Linked DNA regions of Homo sapiens: region 2 is linked to region 1. Evidence: read pairs that join two places in POLR2A ChIA-PET (ENCODE). Cell type or tissue: PC-3. All regions are shown on one strand.

Evidence for each region. Peaks named below come from ENCODE experiments on the same cell type or tissue, not always from the same donor. Only the 100,000 strongest peaks of a DNase experiment are listed, where the experiment ranks them.
Region 2: POLR2A ChIA-PET joins it to region 1 with 5 read pairs; 3 of 35 experiments call an interaction of 5 or more read pairs at or near these places.

What each region holds. Positions count from the first base shown.
Region 1 is chr7:20,180,293-20,188,292 of GRCh38, forward strand. The region is part of intron 1 of MACC1 (MET transcriptional regulator MACC1); the gene reads right to left. Among named protein-coding and RNA genes, the nearest start is that of MACC1, 33 kb to the right of the region's middle. In PC-3, no CTCF peak of the experiment used is centred here; no DNase peak of the experiment used is centred here.
Region 2 is chr7:19,926,459-19,934,458 of GRCh38, forward strand. All of the region lies in intron 5 of MACC1-OT1 (MACC1 3' UTR overlapping transcript 1), which reads right to left. Among named protein-coding and RNA genes, the nearest start is that of TMEM196, 160 kb to the left of the region's middle. In PC-3, no CTCF peak of the experiment used is centred here; a DNase peak (open chromatin) is centred at 4,613; H3K27ac peaks cover 958 bases.

The DNA.
Region 1 (8,000 bases):
ATTAGCCGGGCGTGGTGGCACGTGCCCGTAGTCCCAGCTTCTCGGGAGGCTGAGGCAGGAGAATTGCTTGAACCCGGGAGGAGGAGGTTGCAGTGAGCCGAGATTGCGCCACTGTACTTCAGCCTTGCGACAAAGCAAGACTCCATCTAAAAAAAAGGAAAAAAAAAAGAAAAAAAAATGTATAGGCTTAAATTAGCAAAGCATATAAATAGCAAAATAGAAATATTGTACATAAAACTAGCAGTTTAATTGATTAATAATTCTAAAGTGTGCCTGGGCGCAGTGGCCACGCCTGTAATCCCAGCACTTTGGGAGAACAAGGTGGGTGGATCACTTGAGGTCAGGAGTTTGAGACCAGCCAGGTCAACATGGTGAAACCCCATCTCTACTAAAAATTTAAAAAAATTAGCCAGATGTGGTGGTGCGTGTCTGTAATCCCAGTTACTCAGGAGGCTGACACAGAAAAATCACTTGAATCCGGGAAGCAGAGGTTTCAGTGAGGTGAGATTTCACCACTGCACTCCAGCATGGGTGACAGGATGAGCCTGCATCTCAAATAACAATAATAATAATAATAATTCCAAAGTATGATTCATTAAGAAGGCAAATATAAATTGGCAAATGTTTATGAAATATGTATAGAAATAAAGGAAACTAAAACAAAATCACAGAAGAATATAACTACAGATTCTAAGAACAATAAATGATTTTGAAAAAGCATAAATGTGATTTTAAGCTAATAAATTTGAATGGCGATACTAAAAACTGTTCTAAGGATGTATGTGCTCTGTGTGTGTGTGTGTGTGTGTGTGTGTATAATTAACATTTACTTATAAAGTAAAAATTCTCAATGTACACATAAACATGAAAGAAATAGGACTGCCAGCTAAAACTATGTTCTAAAACTGACCTGGACAATTTGATTCCATATCAGGTTCTAACAAAACTTTTAGTGATAAAAATCTTACATTATATAAATAATATGTATTACAAAGAAAAATGGAGTCTTTGTAACAAGCATTATATTGATAGAAAGGACAGTTACAGTATAAAATATTGTAGTGAAATTCCACTGAATATTAGATTAAATATTATACATAAAATATTAACAAATAAAACTTATAAGTGTATTACATGAATAATACATATTAACGAAGTTAGGTTTGCCAGGAACAAATGACTGCTTAAGCATTTGATAATATATTCATGCAATCATTGTATTAATTTAATATGTAAAAACTATGATTATCTCAATGCATTCTAAAAAATCATTTGCTAAAATTCCATATTGAATTTCATAAAAATATGCCAACAACCTAGAAATAGATGAAAATTTTTATCTGGTAAAGAGTATTTGCCATAAACCTTTCTCTTATACCACAATTAATGATAAAATATTAAAAACATTTGCATTTTAAAAGGTACAATGTAATGAGATTCCATATTACTGTTAATTTCCTTCACAGTAACCAAAGGGCTCATAACCAGTGCAATGAAACAATAAAAATAAATTAAAACATAGAACTTTCAAAAGAGAGAGAAAAAATATTATTTACAGACTGTATGATGATACTCCTAACCAATTCAAGAGAATAACTGACAGATTATTAGAACTAATGAGAAGTCTAGGAGGTCAAATAAAAGATAAATAATAAAAATTAGTGATAGACTGGATTAAGAAAATGTGGCACATATACACCATGGAATACTATGCAGCCATAAAAAAGGATGAGTTCATGTCCTTTGTAGGGACATGGATGAAGCTGGAAACCATCATTCTCAGCAAACTATCGCAAGGACAAAAAACCAAACACCACGTGTTCTCACTCATAGGTGGGAATTGAACAATGAGAACACATGGACACAGGAAGGGGAACATCACCCACTGGGGACTGTTGTGGGGTGGGGGGAGGGTGGAGGGATAGCATTAGGAGATATACCTAATGTTAAATGACGAGTTAATGGGTGCAGCACACCAACATGGCACATGTATACATATGTAACAAACCTGCACGTTGTGCACATGTACCCTAAAACTTAAAGTATAATAATAATAATAAAATTAGTGATAAATCAATTTGATAATATGGAGACAAAAGTGACTCCATTATGGCTGTTAACCCACCATGTTGACTTCTGATTAACTCCAGTCCCATGAATGCCTCCTGATTCCTATTTGCTGTTCTTAGTGTAAGAACATGTCAACCTTAATATTATTGCACAAGTTACAGGATATGATGCACATCGCATTCTTGCCTATTCTGAAGGGTTGCCTTTAATTGTCTTGCTGGACCATATATACCCTTTCCTACTGTATATAAACCCTGGGCCTGGGAACAAACAGTGCGAAGAGTTGCCTGTCTTGCTACCGTCCAAGACCATGCTTCTGTTTGTAAGTTTCCCCCATAAAACACCCAATACCAACAACCTCGATTTGTCTTCCTCATTCTTTGGTTTCTGGGCTCCTTTGACACATGGGAGTCACTTTTCATATATGGCCCTTTCACAGAATAGACAATGTAATGAAAAAAAATCCCATTAACAATAGCAGCAATATCTACAATACACAATATTTACAAAAACTAATGGGAAATCTTATGTAAAAACAAATTAAACTGTAGAAAATTCTTATTCTGTAAAGATCTCAATTTTTCAAATTAAACATTTAAATAGAACTTAATTGAATTTGACGAGTGGGGTAGCCTGAATTCTAAGATCACCCCCAGTGACTCTCAACCATGTCAATCCCCTCCTGTGAATGTGGGTTGAATCTGCTATTATGATAAGATGCCTCATCCATGATTACGTGACATTGTATGGCAAAAGGGAATTTTTGGTGGATGTACCCGACTTAATGAAGTAGGCCCTTTAAAAGCAGAATCTTCTCTAGCTCGTTGCAGAAGAGGAATTCAGAGATTAAAAGCATGAGAAGAATTTGACAAACCATTGCTGGACTGAAGACTGAGGGATATGAGCAGCCTCTAAGAGCTGAGAGTGGCCCCTGGCTGTAGTTGGCAAGAAAACAGGGACTTCAGTCCTACAGCTGCAAGAAACTAATTCTTTCCACTAACAAAAACAATCTTAGAAGCAGATTTTTCCCCAGAGCCTCCATAGGAGAATTCGGTTCAAATGACACCTTGATTTTGGCCTTGTGATACCTTCAGCAGAGGGCCAAGCTTCATTGTACCAGACTTCTGACTTGCAAAACTGTGAACTAATGGATGGTTATTGCCTTAAATCTCTAAGTTTAAATGGTAATTTGTTTTGTAGAAATGGAATCTAATGCAACAAGATGCTTTAACATTCATCAGAAGGAGAAATTCTCCACAACGTATTTTTCTTGCTTTCGTTTCTTTCCCTGTAATATCCTAATTCCAACAGTTATTCAAGTCAGGGTCCTTCAATACCTGATTCTAACTTTTTTTTTTTTTTTTGAGGGAGAGTCTCACTCTGTTTCCCGGGCTGGAGTGCAGTGGCATGATCTCACCTCACTGCAGCCTCCGTTCCCGGGTTCAAGCAATTCTCCTGCCTCAGCTTCCCAAGTAACTGGGATCACAGGCGCCCGCCACCATGCCCAGCTAATTTTTGTATTTTTAGTAGAGACAGGGTTTCACCATATTGGCCAGGCTGGTATCAAATTCTTGAACGCAGGTGATTCATCCACCTCAGCCTCCCAAAGTGCTGGGATTACAGGCATGAGCCACCACACCTGGCCCCTGATTCTAACTTTTAAGGATTATTCCTCACTTCATTGGGTCCTTCTTGGCTTCCTTCATCTATTTAGATTTTAAGTTCCAACACTGTAGTCATTTGCTCTCAACTCTCAAACACACTTAAAAAAATTATTTCAATAGCTTTTGAAGCACAAGTGGTTTTTTTACATGGTTGAATTATATAGTGGTGAATTCTGAAATTTTAGTGCACCCATCACCCAAGCAGTGTCCCGAGACCACTTTTATTCAGTCATACTCATCTGAGAAACCCCAAGATTAACAACATCTAACTCACTACCTTTTGCTGAAATTTGTTGGATTTAAACATGAGCAGCAATCTCAATTGTGCCCAACAAAGAATACACCAAATCTTATATCCTTCTACCTAACTCACCCTCCCAGTCTCTGCAACAATTTTCTCATATCTTCTACTCTTATTTCAAACTTGCAAAACTCCTTTTTTCTTTCTCATTATCAAATAAACTCTTAGCTAACTACTTCACTAAAAAATAGAAGCAAGCAGCAAAGAATTGTTATAAATTTTCAACCTATCTAATAAATTTCTTGCATTTATATCTGTATAACTATACTCATGCTATTTCTTGGGTATCTGTTCAGGAGAATGGTACACAGAGGGAGAAAAATATAATTCAGCTCCTTGTATGTTAGAAATGTTTACCTTTTGTCTGCCGAAATATTTTCACTGATTAAACAACACTCTTTACTCTTAACTACAAAAATTTTTCTTTGTGTAGGAGCACCATTTTCCAGCAATATTGATGAAACATTTGAAAGAAATGATGTAACTTTTCCCAAGGAAAGTTTATTCAAAAGGAAACTGGAAGAAACGTCTTTTACAATATTTCATATTATTTCTTATTTTCTTTAAAGGTATATTATAATTGATTTTATCATAAATGTATGCAATTTAAACATTATTATACTAAGTCTTAGAGACGAGAATATTCTCAACTTGAACTTACTTCAGGTCAAAGATTCTTTGATTATGATTCACAGAGAACTTTTCCTTTTTAATCGTGAGGGTAGAACACACGCCATTACTTTTCAATCTCCTGGTAAGATTGTGAAGAATAAATAATATCAGTTCTCTCTAAGAGGTAGAAAAACTAAGCCTGAATTCCTCCCAAAATTGTTATTTGTTATTTGAACAGAGGCTTACACTTTGCTATCATAAGAACACATAAGAAAGATTGCTCTTTCAAATTCTATCAATATCCCAGCCATTTCTGCTTTGGAAGCTTTTAAAAGAATACTTGAGATATTTATTCTTGCAAAATCTATCTTCCGGTATTCAAACAACATCAAAAATTGGCATTACAATTACCTAAACCAAGGAGGCATCAACTGAATGAAATTGACATGTAATCATAGAAAAGAGACAAGAAATAAGGAAAACTCTTGGGATTGGGTTGGACGCCCAAGCTAAAAATGAGATGGTGCTTACAAAGTTTATTTAAAAAAAAAATTTTTTTTCTTTAAACAGATTTTAATTTATAAAGAAATATGAAAAAGAAAATTTTCTGCTTTTTTATAAAAGGAGGAGGATAAAAATAGAGAACAAAGTGAAATCAATTACTTTTAATATTTTAAAATCATTACCTATAAGATAAGATATGAGAAAATAAAGAAATTGAAAACATAAGAAATCTGGCAAAAGTAAGGACGAGACTGTCCAATGTACGTTAACTTAAATCTTCAGAAACTTACAATAGCTAGCAATTACTGGTCATGCTTTGTGCAGGCAGGCTTCTAAATGCATGGTATCTATTATCTCCTCTAACCCTCACAGTAATGCTGTGCAATAGGTAACATTATTGTCTACATTTTGCAGTTGGGGAGACTGAGATACATAGAGATTAATTAACCTACCCAACATCATCCCGGTAGGAAGTAAAGAAGACAAGAGAAAAATCCCAAGATTCTTGCCCCAGGGTCCACATTCTCTATGACTACTCTTTTGACTACACACAAAGTCGCATATGGCGAATGTCCTTGGACCCTAATGTAGAAAGCCTTGAGTAGGCTCTTCTGAAGGAATAACTACAGAATTATCGCCGAATGGACAGAGCTACTATTACATTTACGATAGAGTTCCAGTTCAGTAAAGCCTAGCTTCTTGGCTGCACAAGTTGTTTTTCTTCCTTACTTCCTCCTGTTACCTTTCCATAACCTCTTATAATCTAAAATCATCTTTGATTGTTATGAGGTGAAAGGGACCTGCTAACTGGGACACTTTCCAGGTTTTCTAATACAAGTAATGTGAGGTATTTATGACCAACAACATTCTAAATAGGATTGGATACTTTCAACAGAAAAATTGGTCCAATAATATGTTTACTAACTCATACTAAGTAATTAAAAATTACAGTATTGTTATAATCACCAAAACAATAATAAGGCTTTGTGAATGTATGGCTTTTGTCATAATAGGGCACCATAAAAAATGTAGCATAATATTGAAAAGGTAAAATAATCAAATAAATAAACGACAGCCAAACATATTAAAAATGGAAAATTAGTCTATTATAGTTAAATCCACTGGAATAATTATTAAAATACTATGTGGAAACTGTGACAATTTATATAAATAACAACAATGTCTAAGGAATTAGTTTGAGGAACCTGAATTAGTCTGTTTGAAAAAAAAAGGAAGAATGAACTTATAAAAGATTCCTTAGGGAATATAAATAACACTTTTTGAAAACCTAAATATAAAGATGTTAATCTCTACACAATTTTAATACCCAAACAAATTAGTATAAATAACCTGTAATGTAGACAAAATTAATTATAAAACATCCTTCACTGGAATATTACACAGTCATTAAAAATAATCTTGACGAAAGTATTTAACAGCATAACGTATGCTTAGGAGAGTATAGTAAGAAGAAATAACTTAAGACATGGTACAAAACAAAATACATAGAATAATTACTATCATGTTTTATAAAATCAGATGAAAAGAAACAAGACTGAAATGACATAAAGGAAGTCCCTAACTTACAATGGTTCAACTCACAATTTTTTGAATTTACAGTGGACTTATTGGGATGTAACCCAAGCATAAGTGAAGAAGCACCTGCATTCAAAATTATTGCCAGTACCTGTAAACACATGTAAATGGTAAGACCATACTAATTTTGTTTTACTTTTCTATATTTTCTAATTTTTAATGAGCATACATTATTTCATATTAAGATATTATTTTACATAGAGAGGACAATAGTAATAAAATTGTAACTAGTTTTTAATTAAAGAGGGATAGGAATACATTTAATGAAAAACAGAGTGAAGAGGAAACCACAACAGGAACAAAAAAATTCTTAAAATTGTGGTAAACTCTAATATGAATTAATATTTCATGGGAATCCTTTGATTCTAACAATCCTTTCACTATACAGGACCAGCAACCTATCAATCTGACAAACTTCTTGTCCTTTGCCTGCCTTTCCCACAAGCCTTCTCCCTCTTCCCACAGCTTAAACTCCAAGGACAGTCAGAGTGACCTTCGTGCATGCCCCTTTACTCCCTAAACACTCTATTAGTTTCTTTGACTAGCTAATGGAACTACACTTAAGACCTTGGTGAAATTGAACACTCTGCCCAATTATTGTAACCCAGAAGCTTCTTGGAACTGAAGGAAAGCACACAATCCTACTGATCAGACTTGCTTTCAATTTGGGGTTGTTAACCCCAGCTGGGCTCTTCATGCTGCCAGACAATGCAACTTTATGTTTCTGGTACATACATCTCCCTCTCCCTTCTTGTGGAATCTCCAACACCCTTCTCTGTTGTCATTTGCCCCTGGTGACCTTGCTTCATATTTTAGTTAAGAGGAAAAAACTATCAGAGAGAATGAATTAGTCCATTCTCACCCTACTATAAAGAACTGCCTGAGACTGGGTAATTTATAAAGGAAAGAGGTTTAATTGACTCACAGTTCTGCACGGCTGGGGAGGCCTCGGGAAACTTACAATCATGGTGGAAGGGGAAGCAAACACATCCTTCACATGATAGCAGTAAGGAGAAGTGCCGAGCAAAAAGGGGGAAAGCCCCTTATAAAACCACAAGATCTCCTGACAACTCACTCACTATCTCAAGAAGAGCACAGGAAAAACCATCCCCATGATTCAATTATCTCCACCTGGTTCCACTCTTGACAGGTGAGGATTATTCCAATTCAAGGTGAGATTTGGGTGGGGACACAGAGCCAAACGATATCACAGAACTTCAACCTGGTTCTAACAAAACATTCTTTTGACTTCC
Region 2 (8,000 bases), 250 kb before region 1:
TTTTTAGTAGAGACAGGGTTTCACCATATTGGCCAGGCTGGTCTCGAACTCCTGACCTTGTGATCCGCCCGCCTCAGCCTCCCAAAGTGCTGGGATTACACGTGTGAGCCACCATGCCCGACCATCTTTCTTATTTTCTTTACCAGTATGAAAGTTACTGTCACATCATGTTATTAATGTATTGGATCATAGGTATGACACATGTTTATTATTAATCTTAATTAACATACAGCAAAGTGTTTTGTAACTTAGTGCTCAATAAATATTTATTAGCTTGAATAGATATATTATTAATGCTTCCAGAAAAAAATTCAACCCAAAGAGAGGTGCTAACTTGTCCACATTAAGCTAAATAGTCCCATCTATAAGCTACTCTCTAATTATGTTGTTTTGGATAGGATGCTATTTGAATTTGTCCTCGCAACATTTATATGAATTAGGTATTATTAGGACTGTATGCTATCAATGAGGAAATGCATATTTAGAATTTTGGAACTTGCTAAAGATCACACAAGCAGTATGTGGCAGTGATGAAATTTACACTTGGATCTGACTGATTCCAAGTTCCACACTGGCTATAATGTTTAGGTTAGCTTGAAGTAGAAGATGCTGTTTGGCTATTACATATTCTATTTCATAGAATAAGCCAAAGCGCTTGGTCGCTTACAGGTTTACTAGAGGCAAGTAGGAACATTTTACAGGGAGAGGAGACAGGGAATCTAAAACAAAGCAATTGCCATTACTCTACCTTAAATAATATCCTTTGGTTTCAGCACTTAATTGAAACTACTGTACCAAAGAACAATGACTATCTAATTTCCATTCCGATATACATTTCCCCTCCTTTTTGAATTTGGTCTTTAATTAGCATTTAATACCATGTACCATTTCTGTTATATGCCTAATATTAACTAATGGGGACTACCATTTAAGTAGAATTTGGATTTTTCTGAAAGGCTGGAGATTTTAAATGAGGTTTTTCCTCTTTTTGTAATCTCTCTTTTTTTTAATTCTTGAATGCAACTTTTATTCTTTTTATTTACTTAAGATAAATCTCCAGAAGCTAATGTTTGGGTTACAAACATGATTTTTTTAAAATCGATCTTGAAATTACTTGCCAAATCACTTCTCAAAAGAAGAAAAAGTAGTGACAATATACAAGTATATATATTACAGCTTTCACTATAATCTTCTTGTGAGATTTCATAATTTAAAGATATTTTTCAAACCCCAAAGATTACATCACAATTTAACTTTTTATGAGATCTGGTTTTCTCAAAATAGAACAATGTAAAGACCTGTATCTATATTTGCATCTTTTTGTTTTCCCAGAAATAATTATAATACATCTTTCCCTCATTCTGTTTCCGTCATGTATCATGTATCATGTATCATGTTTAGTGGTACTTAGGTTTTTCTATGTAATATGAAACATTATAGGTAAGTTAAAGCCTGCAAAGCACAATGTTAAATTTTAATTTTGATGATCCATTGGTTCTTGGAAGTATGTAATGGTTGGAAAAAGTTAAGGATGCAACTTCATTTTTGAAACAATATGGGATGTGAGAAAGCAAATATGATTCACAAAGGAAAACACCAAAAGACAAGAAGTGAAAGTGTATTGTTATGAAAAGATGTTATTGTTATAAAAGATGAAATTAGGAAAGCATAGAGTTATTCTAATATAGGAAAACTCTTCTTTAAAAGCTTTGTGAAAACACTGTTTTTGAGTCTCAGCTTGTTTCCATAGTATCCCAGGTAAAAATACACTTTTCTTTCATTATTCATTGCCTTTGCACCAGCTGTTCCCTTCATCTAGATTCTTCTCTGTTATTCCAGTGCAGGGGTTCTTAATCTCAGCACTGTTGATACATTTGACAATTTGCACAGTTGTTTTTGCTGGAGGGGTGTGGGGAGATGTCCTGTTCACTGTAGATTGTTTAGTAGCATTGCTGTTTTAAAAATACTGGAAACAGTAATACAAACCTCCTACTACCACTACTGAGTCATCTTGTACCCTCTTTGAGAACAGTGACTCTAGTGAAACTTATAAATGAAACATAGCTGTAGTGGAAAAAAAAATTCAGAGATCACCTCAGAAAAGACTTTGAAATACCTAAGCCCTCCCTTCCAACAGATCTGATCATTTTTTTTGTGCTTCTGTCATATGTTAAAGCAACCTCTTTTATAAAAATTATTATACTGTTTGTCTTCATGGAACAAATATTTGTTCAATGCTTGAGCTAGCTAGCTCTGGTGAATCTAGTGTTCTGGTGTGTATTTCTTTCCAAAAAGAAATACAATGTTTCATAATATAATGTCATCCTGAAATCAACCATGGGGGTAGTATTAATGCCGTGGAAATTGGAAAATGCTGCAAATCGGGTTTTTGTTTTCCTTAGAGAGCTAATTATTAAACATTTAATAATACCCCTCATGCCTATTATATGCAACTCTTCTCTGAGTAGTGGGAACATATGAGAAAAGAAAGACGCCATGTCATCTAATAAGTTTTATTAACTGGATTGTGAACTCCTTGAAGAAAAGATTATTTTCTACTCATCTTCTAAAACGAGTACTAGCATAGTGATTGATTCATTGATGACACTCAAAAAAGTTAATAACAACATTTATTTGAGCATTCATTTAAATTATGAGTGTGGGATTTCTTCAAAGGACTTTCTTAAACGATGCTTTTGCTTCTGTTTATTTTTGAATCTAGAACTTTCTTACAACAGTTGGATGTTTCAGTGGTTAGTTTATTTTTATATTTCTAAAATTTAGTAATTCAGCAGGAAGGTTCTCTCAAGCTGCAGGAAGTTTTGCAGTTTAAGGCTATTCTGAGCTTTTCAACATGCTTTTTGTGATTTCTTACAATTACTTTGACCATTTCATTCAGCAGGGACTTTTGTAAAGTTAAGCTTTCTCTTTCATTCTCCTAACAATTACTCATCACTCCACGGTTTTTGCCTCATTTTTTCTTTTTCTTTCTTTTTTTTTCCTTGCTTTTCTTTTTCTTTACTTTTTTGGTGGTTCAGACTTTTATATCTGTACTATATATTGATTTTTAAAGCCCTTTTTATTAGAACATAAAATCAGCATATTTTTAGAGAAGTGATTACACATGGGAAGGAGAGGAAAAGAAAAAAAAAGGATTAAGTTTTAAGAATTTAGCTCTATCTATGATAATTTCATTAAAAAAAATCCTAAAACAAAAATGTCAATTCCTTAACTGTTGTTAAACTTATATGTCGAATAAAGAAGTGAATATTTTCTGGCTGGGCGCGGTGGCTCACGCCTGTAATCCCAGCGCTTTGGGAGGCCAAGGCGGGTGGATCACGAGGTCAGGAGATCGAGACGATCCTGGCTAACACGGTGAAACCGCGTCTCTACTAAAAATACAAAAAGTTAGCCAGGCGTCGTGGTGGGCGCCTGTAGTCCCAGCTGCTCGGGAGGCTGAGGCAGGAGAATGGCGGGAGCCCGGAAGGCGGAGCTTGCAGTGAGCCAAGATCGCACCATTGCACTCCAACCTGGGTGACAGAGAGAGATTCCATCTCAAAAAAAAAAAAAAAAGAAAAAAAAAAGTGAATGTTTTCTCTACTGTGTGTATGTTTAAAATGTTTTATAATTAAATATGAAATAATAAAGCATTGTGTTTAAAAATTAGATAATCTAGAAAACATAATGGAAGTAAGGATTGGCCAGAATACTAACACCCAGTGGTGATATCCCAAGTATGTATTAATAATAACCAGTGTGGCATGGGTACTGATCAGTCAGCAGGGATTTTAGATAACTTCTGCATGACTACATTCATGCATACTTCCTGATGCCTGTTCTGCCAGCAGCCACTGGAAACTACTGCCCATATTTTGTTTGTACCTTTATGGACTTTTTTGTGCATACCTTTATTTTTTACATTACATATTTGAATATAGGCATGCTTATTTTTTTCAGAAATTCCAGCACGTGGTTTTTTTTAATAATAATTTTTATGGTTGTAGTTCTTCACTTATCTATTGTTAGTATCTCCCACTGGATTCAAAACTTCAGAAAGTCAGGGCTCCAGTCTCTCCTGCTCACCATGATATATCTGGGACTTAGCCTAGTGCTTGTAATATGGAATACACAAAATATATATCATTAACTTTTTTAATATAAATAGATCTATAAGTACATTAGTATTTTTCTTGGTTGTATAGTATTCTATGTCCTGATATATCATAAATTATTGGATAATCTGTTGTTGGACATTTTGATTAATTTTTTTCTCCCTGTATTTCCCGGGAGACTTTCCTTGTGCTCTCTTTCATTGTGTAGATTTTTAAGGCAAAGAGAAAGAATAGAATTTAGAGGAGGCTGTTGAGAAAAATGAAGATGGTACTGTAACCTCTTTGAGATATAACAGCACATTAACTGATTCCTTTGTGGTGATGGATGTATTAATACTTTAAAACAGTAAAATCTTTGAGGATTTCTCAAGTCAAATGACCTAAGATTGACCAATTCTAAGAAATCTGAGAATGGCATAACCTCTGTGAAACTGGTCCTAGAAAGAACAACATAAAGGTAAAGCGATTGAGTCACCAAAAGTTTGTGATACTGTGAGTGACAGTATTGGAATTTATACCAGTCTTTTGGGTTTGTCCAGGGAACATGTAGCCAAGCAAAATAGCTTACAAGCAACGTTTTGTGAAATGAATCCAAGTTTCCTCATTAACTTTAGCTTTCTATTGGGATGAAAGTTTAAAAATATTCAATTCTATTTTTAAAAATACTTTTCCAAGAGAGTATCGACAAGTCTGTTCAAAAGGTTTAAGGTATGCTGAAATCGATGTTCCTGTGGGAAGAGGGAGCTTTATGTTAGTACTTCCTGAACTTCTCAGCATGTTCCTTCTATATCCTCTCAGCTGTTGACCTTACAAGACAGTCTTTAAGTGTATACATTTGCTAGAAACGTCCTAAATCCACAAAATATGGTCTTGATTAATTTCATACATAAACATACTCTCATGTAGGATTAATTAATGTCTTCACTGTTAGAAAAAACAGATCCCAATATGTGACTAAGGACCAATGTGGGCAACACACAGTCCTGATTTACTTCAAGTTAAGCATCAAGATACAACAATAAAATCTCATATGGAAATATTGTAGATTACTTTACTGGAGAATGATTTGATTGGCAATGAACCCCTTAGTGCCTATAATAATTGAATAAGTCTGTTCTCACACTGCAAATAAAGACATACCCAAAACTGGGTAATTTATAAAGAAAAAGAGGTTTAATGGACTTATAGCTCCACATGGCTAGGGAGGCCTCACACTCATGGTGGAAGGTGAAGGAAGAGCAAGGACACATTTTACATGGCAGCAGGCAAGAGAGTTTGTGTGTGGGAAGTGCCCTTTATAAAACCATCAGATCTTGTGAGACTTATTCCCTATCACAAGAAGAGCACGGGAAAAGCCCGCCCCTATAATTCAATTACCTCCCACTCGGTCCCTCTCATGATATGTGGGGATTATGGGAACTACAATCCAATATGAGATTTGGGTGGGGACACAGCCAAACCATATCAATACTTAAAAATACAGGAAGAGGTGGGCTGGGCTCAGTGGCTCATGCCTGTAATCCCAGCACTTGGGAAGGCTGAGGCGGGTGGATCACGAGGTTAGGAGTTCTTGATCAGCCTGACCAACATGGTGAAACCTCATCTCTACTAAAAATACAAAAATTTGCCAGGTGTGGTGGCATGCGCCTGTAATCCCAGCTACTCAGGAGGCTGAGGCAGGAGAATCACTTGAACTCAGGAGGCGGAGGTTGCAGTGAGCTGAGATGGTGCCACTGCACTCCAGCCTAGCGATAGAGCAAGAATCCCTCTCAAAACAAAACAAAAAAAAATACAGGAAGAGGTAAAAGGGATTCCAGAGTATTTTTTTTATTTATTCCCTAAGAAGAGTGACTATGCAAATACTTATGGTGTTCAATGTTCAGTTATTATAGAAATATTCACGCCCTAAAGATTGCATTATAGCACACAAAAGCTGTCGCTGTCTCCTAGGAGTAGTGAAATGGCATCCTTAGGACATGGATAGAAACACAAATCTTGTTTGAGTGAAGGGATCTACAGTCCACAACAGCTATTACTCACTCACTAAACCAATTTCCAATATAATATATGCAATTAAAAAAGTCAAAGGTGGGATAATCTTAGTAAATATAACCAAAATGAAATCATATCACTACTGTGTACAAAAGTGTCATTAGTAAAACAATTGCAGGGAAAGGGAGTCCTTGAGGACTTCCTGGTGGCTAAAATTTCAATCAATCAAATGAGCTTTTCTTATATTCACTCACGATAGACAGTCTAATCTAACTTTGATGTACATCAGGAACAGAACCATAAGTTATTGGTCTCCTTTAGTTTTGAATTTGATATCTTCCACTACCTAGATTTAGGTATCCATGAATGTAAATCATATGTTCCTGAAGGCCCTGGAGCACACGCAGAATTCACCTGGTAAATACTGCTAAATGTTTTCAGGGCCCTTCCATCCAGCTGGCGTGAAAATTCACCATCTGCTTTGAAACCAGATGAGCAAACAAAAGCACGTGTTGCTGACTTACATAATTCCTTCAAGGAGAAAAGAAGCCTTGGGCCCCTAAATGTCAAAGCTGCTTATTTCTCAGCTTAGTTGAGTGCAGACTCAGCAGAGCTGTGATGGAGATTTGAAGGTGAATGACTGCACAAGTCTGAAGCCAAGGGTCTGGGCAGAAGACAATGATTAAAAAAATACTTTTATCTAACCTTTGTTAAAATAAAACTCTCAGGAGAACAATGGTTTCCTTTCTAAATTAGCTTTGCTTATACCTACAAGGTACAAAGTACAGTGGCAATAGATTGATGACTGTAAACTGACACTTAAATTTTTCATGCAGAAAATGGAATGATGAAAAAATATTAACGACTATTGCCATTGCTTCCCACATGTTAATCAACAAAGTCAAATCACGAGACACAATGTCTAAATGCTTTGTATTTTTATAGCTTCTTTTTATAATTCTGGATTTTGTTCAATATTTAAGTTATTCACTAGCATTCTCTGCTTGGGTTTTAAATTGCCCTTTAATTGTTAACTGATTATTGATGTTCACTGTGGCAGATATATTTTTAGCCTGTTCATAGACTCCCAATTAATAATTCTTTTTCCACTCCATGTAACAACAATGCAATTGTTTTAAAAATCAACCAATTCTGGTTTCTGGTCTAAGTTGGAAGAATTTAACAACTCATAAGTAATGATACTGTATTTCTATATAAAGTTTTCTTTATAAAAATTTTATAAAAAGTTACATTTTTATGAGAGTTATGGTTCTGTTGAGAGCAATAGATACAGACATTGGCTAAATTAAGGTAAAATGGAGCATGTTAGAAGGATGTGGCTAGATATGGGAAGCCTCACAGGAAAGAAGAGACAGAAAGCAAACTTGGAACAGGCAAAAACCAATCAGCTCTGGGTGGCCTCAGTAGCTCTGTAGTCATATCTGTGTTACAACCGTTGTCCCTGTGATAGTTCACTGAAGGTTTGAGGTGCTGGAAGAGAGTCAGAATTATAATATTCAGGCTATACATCATTTTAGGGAAAAAAGGATTAAGAAGAAGCATCTCCCAGGGTCACCTGAGACAAATCTAATCTGCAACATGAAGGCAGCACATCAGTAGTTGTCTGGAGCTGGAGGTTGGGTGGCATGGTTTTATCTGGGAAGAGGCACAAGGAATCCTTTGAAGTGATGGAAATGTACATCTTGATTAGGTTGATGGTTACACTGGTGTATAAATTTGTCAAACATTTTGGTAATGTAAACTTGGATAGATTTTGTTGTGTATAAAGTATACATCCACAGAGTTGATTTTAAAAAGACATCCAGAAATGTTGTACTTTGTAAATTATATTAAAATATACCTATAAGTAGTTTGACAATAACAATGAATAAACCA